Regions from separate parts of the Homo sapiens genome. Here region 2 is linked to region 1. A link is an interaction called in ENCODE POLR2A ChIA-PET data of the cell type or tissue named here. Cell type or tissue: OCI-LY7. All regions are shown on one strand.

Evidence for each region. Peaks named below come from ENCODE experiments on the same cell type or tissue, not always from the same donor. Only the 100,000 strongest peaks of a DNase experiment are listed, where the experiment ranks them.
Region 2: POLR2A ChIA-PET joins it to region 1 with 6 read pairs; 2 of 35 experiments call an interaction of 5 or more read pairs at or near these places.

Annotation. Positions count from the first base shown.
Region 1 is chr7:101,777,487-101,779,986 of GRCh38, forward strand. No RefSeq gene overlaps it. Among named protein-coding and RNA genes, the nearest start is that of CUX1, 39 kb to the right of the region's middle. In OCI-LY7, no CTCF peak of the experiment used is centred here; no DNase peak of the experiment used is centred here.
Region 2 is chr7:102,023,463-102,025,962 of GRCh38, forward strand. The region is part of intron 2 of CUX1 (cut like homeobox 1); the gene reads left to right. Among named protein-coding and RNA genes, the nearest start is that of CUX1, 210 kb to the left of the region's middle. In OCI-LY7, no CTCF peak of the experiment used is centred here; no DNase peak of the experiment used is centred here; H3K27ac peaks cover 1,357 bases.

The sequences.
Region 1 (2,500 bases):
GAACTTGAGAGATCAGGAAGGATTTTGCAGGTTTGGAAAATGGGAGAAGGAGGTTCTGCAGAGAGAGCGTCTCGCATGAAGGCATGGAGGTCTGTCCACGCTGCAGTGAGCACGCCTGCAGTACTTACAGCACTAGCCGGGCAGAGGTGAGAGGGGAGGCTGGATTGGGCCAGCTCTCCCCCCTCCACCCGTCCTATCTTACCTCCAGCTTTTCCTCATACAAACCCACACTCAGCCAACCCGACACCTTGGCATCTCCAGTGATCCCCTCAGTCTTCTGCAACTTTTCCTCCTTCCTCTTCCTTCCTTTGTGACATCCCCTCCTCCCAGTCCCACCAGCTTATCTGGTCACACTTGGGATGTGAGGGCCTGGATGATTGTCCATCAGGGTATGATACACACCCTGATCCCCAAATACCCTTGCCTTGGTCAACTCCTCCAACCAGCCCGGGACCGGGCACACAGCGATGGGAGCAGGAAGAGGAAGAGGGTGCCGGGGGATGGAAGGGTTTTACCCAGAGTCACAAGTGGCAGACTCAAAACAGCCGAAAGCCTCCTCCATCTGGATGGCAGGCGACCCCAACTGTGGCTCTCCCTCGAATCACATCTTGTAAAAAAATCATTTGCACATTTGAATTCAAAGCCCCTCAAAACAGTATAAACACCACCATCCCGCGTACCATAAAAACCACACTGAGCATTTATGGAAACTGAAACATGTGTATTAACATATGGCAAAAATTTCACTTACTGCATCTTTTTAGCATTGGACTGATGCATGAGGCATCTGTGCAAAAAGCGTTGGAATGGAAGCTTCAGAAACGAGCAGAACGAGAAAAAGGCTGTCGCGGAGGCTGGCAGGCCAGCAGGGCGGCAGGGAAGCCCGAGGATCCATCCCTGGCACAGGCTGGTGGCTTTGGCAGAGAGGCAGGGGTTGGCCCACCGAGGAGCAGGGCCCAAGAGCGTAGGCAGCGCAGCCATCCACCGCAGACCCTCCGAAGCAGCCCCCACCTGCCCTTCAAACGATTCTCCCACTTCAGCCTCCCCAGTAGCTGCGATACAGGCTCCCGCCATCATGCCCAGCTAATTTTTGTATTTTTAGTAGAGACGTGGTTTCACCATGTTGGCCAGGCTGGTCTTGAACTCCTGACCTCAGGTGATCCATCCACCTTGGCCTCCCAAAGTGCTGGGATTACAGGTGTGAGCCACTGCGCCCGGCCACCACCTTCCTTCCTCTTTCTTTTCTCATTTTTCTCTCCTTCTACCTCCAAGCAGTAGATGGATCTTAGACGCTGGAAACAGGAGAAGCAAGCTCACTTCTTTTCTCTCACCTCTGGTCCGAGCAGGAGAGAGTCGAGTCATTCTATGCCCCACAGTCCATGATTGAATCTTTTCTTTAATATTTATTTATTTATTTACTTACTTATTTTTGTAGAGATGGGGGTCTGGCTATGGTGCCCAGGCTGGCTCGAACTCCTGGCCTCAACAATCCTCCCTCTTTTGCTCTCAAAGTGCTGAGGTTACAGGCTTGAGCCACAGCACCTAGCCTCATGATCGAGCTTTGATGGGAGTCCCAGAGTAGGACCTTCACTACCTTCTGCTTGGAACCAACAGCCAAGTGTCCCTTCTGGCTCATCTAGGCTGCAGCCTGCCCCATTATCTCATCTAAAAGGCCAGTTAGGGCCAAACATGGTGGCTCACGCCTGTAATCCCAGTGCTTTGGGAGGCCAAGGTGGGAGAGTCACTTGAGCCCAGGAGTTGGATGCTGCAGGGATCTACCATCATGCCGTTGCACTCCAGCCTGGGTGCCAGAGCAAGACCCTGTCTCAAAAAAAAAAAAAAAAAGGCAGGAGGCAGTCAGCAATGTTCTTCTCCTTCCTTAAAGGAATGTTTGTGGTTCCAGGACACACAGTCCCTGTTCACTGAGCCAACCCCCCATGCTGGGCTTCTTGTCTAGGAGTGGCAGCTGCAAGTAAGAATGCCAAGACCCTGACCAAACCCAGCATTCCGATGGTCACAGGTCCTTCAGCATCTTCAATTCTAGCTGGCTGCAGCCTCAACCCGGCAAGTGGAGGTCCCCTTCAGGCCTGCAAATGGGGCTCTACCCTGAGTTCTCACATCAGCACATGGCATGGAGCCACGCTTAGGGATGTGCTAGTCACTCTGAGTTGCTTTGAAAGAATAAGCCAGCCTTGGGCCAGGCGCGGTGGCTCACGTCTGTAATCCCAGCATTTTGAGAGGCCGAGGTGGGTGGATCACCTGAGGTCAGAAGTTGGCGACCAGCCTGGCCAACATGGTGAAACCCCGTCTCTACTAAAAATACAAAAAGTAGCTGGGCCTGGTGGTATGTGCCTATAATCCCAGCTACTCAGGAGGCTGAGACAGGAGAATCGCTTGAACCCAGAAGGCAGAGGTTGCAGTGAGGCAAGACTGAGCCACTGCACTCCAGCCTGGGTGACAGAGCGAGACTCTGTCTCAAAAAAAAAAAAAAAAAGTCCGG
Region 2 (2,500 bases), 250 kb after region 1:
TGGGTCAGAATTGAGCATCTTTTTTGAGACAGAGTCTCTCTCTGTTACCCAGGCTGGAGTGTAATGGCATGATCTTGGCTCACTTGCAGCCTCAACCACCCGGGTTGAGGTGGGGAGCCTCCCAATGTGCTGGGACTATAGGCGTGAGCCGCCGTGCCTGGCCAGAATTGAACATCTTTGTATCTTTCTTCTTAGTTTAGTACAAAACTGAATAATATTTGCAGGCAGCAGAATTGGATCGGGAATTTCTCAAACTGCCAAAGATGAAATTAGAATGAGTGATTTTTGGCTGGCAGCTTGAAGTACATATATATCAGTTTGTGTATGATACGTGTGAGTATGTAGTGGTTTTTCCCTCTTCAACTGTCTTTAAATATGTGTGCGTGCGTGAGTGTGTGTACAAACACACGTAGCTTTAATATCAAAAAGGTTATTTTTGTAGGTCTGTTAGGAGACATGAATATGCTCAAAAGGGAAAAAAATACATGGATAGGGTGAGAGGAGTTTGCTTTATTTAAGGACATGATAAAAGGCATAGCCCTTCTGCCTTTCTGGAATGCTGTAACAGAATATAGAAATAATTGTATCATCTCCTGTACTTCTCAGAGCTGGTGTTTGCGTGAGGCTGGCCCTGTGCCAGGTTGGCAGGGTTGGGGGTAACCCAGGAGCATGCCTGCTAAGGCACACTGCCATTCAGGGCCTGGCCTTGCCCCTGCGCCCCAGCCCCCTGCTCTCCTCCATCCAGCTCTGCCCTCTTCCATTTCTCTGCTACAGTCTGAAATCTCTCAGCCACACCAGCTTTCTCATTCCATGACCTCATCTGACTTGTCTCCTTCCCCTCTGAATCTGAGCCCTTGTTAAGCCTTTTTTTGTTTTTTCTTTGAGACAGAGTCTCACTCTGTCACCCAGGCTAGAGGGCATTGGTGCAGTCTCAGCTCACTGCAGCCTCTGCCTCCGCGGTTTAAGCGATCCTCCCACCTCAGCCTCCTGAGTAACCTGGACTACAGGCATGCACCACCACGCCCAGCTTATTTTTATATTTTGAGTAGAGATGGGGTTTCGTCATGCTGGCCAGGCTGGTCTCAAACTCCTGACCTCAGGTGATCCACTTGCCTCAGCCTCCCAAAGTGCTGGGATTACAGGTGTGAGCCAGCGTGCCCAGCCATAGCTATTCTTCCATTCATTCCCTCATGCACCCTTTCCATGTCTTTTGAGTCCCCACTGTGTGCCAGGCCCCATGGTCGTTTTCCCTGGACCCTGCTGGGATCATAGTAATCTTCCCCCATCATTCTTTACGCCTTCCACACTCTTTTCCCTTGTTACCCTTTGTGTTATATGTTGTCCTCTACCTTTCTGAAAAGCACAGTGGGTGAAATGCGGTGATGTGTTAGCTTCCTGTTGCTGCTGTCGCAACCTGCCATGCGCCGAGTGGCTTAAAACAACAGAAATTTATCATGTGACAGTGCTCGAGTTCAGGAGTCCAAAGTGGGATGGATTCCCCAGGCTGGAATCAAGGTGTCAGCCAGAGTTGTGTTCCTATTAGAAGCTCTGGGGGAGAATCAGTTTCCTGGCAGTTTCCAGCCTCTCGCGCTGCCGGCATTCCTATAGCATTCCGACCTCTGCGTCGGTCCTCAGATCTCCTCTGACTCTGAGCCTCCTGCCTGTCTCTTACTAGGAGCACTGGGATTACACTGGGCCCACCTGGATAATCCAGGGTCATCTCCTGACTCATGATCCCTGACATAATCCCATCTGCAAAAGCCCCTTTTACCATTGCAATCTAACACATTCACAGGCGCCAGCTATGAGGACGTGGTTATCTCTGGCGGACTATTATTGGTGCTGACCACAGATAGCCTTATTTATATAAAAAGAGATTGGTGGCCAGGCATGGTGGCTCACGCCTGTAATCCACAGCACTTCAGGAGACCAAGGCAGGCATATCGCTTGAACCTGGGAGTTCAAGACCAGCCTGGGCAACATAGTGAAATCCTGTCTCTACGAAAAATACAAAAACTAGCCGGGTGTGGTGGCGCATGCCTGTGGTCCCAGCTACATGGGAAGTTGAGGTGAGAGGATCCCTTGAACCCGGGAGGTGGAGGTTACAGTGAGCCGAGATCATGCCACTGTACTCCAGCCTGGGTGACAGAGCCAGACCCCGTCTTAGGTGGGAAAAAAAAAAGATTGGTAAAGAATCTGATTATTTTTTGTCCTGGAGCCTGGTGTAAAAAAATAGAAAATCATCTAGTTGAGGAAGTAACAGGATTGACTTCTCCAAGGAAATAATGGTATCACGTTTAGAAATGCATCCTTTGGAACAGTATATAGTTAAAAGGGAAATTATAATGCTTCTTGACCAAATGTTTCTACAGGATCACAATACAAAATAACGTGGGCTGTGATGATATTTGTCAAAAAACTTGTGGTACAGTGGCCAGGTGCAGTGGTTCACACCTGTAATCCTAGCACTGTGGGAGATCAAGACAGGCAGATCGCTTGA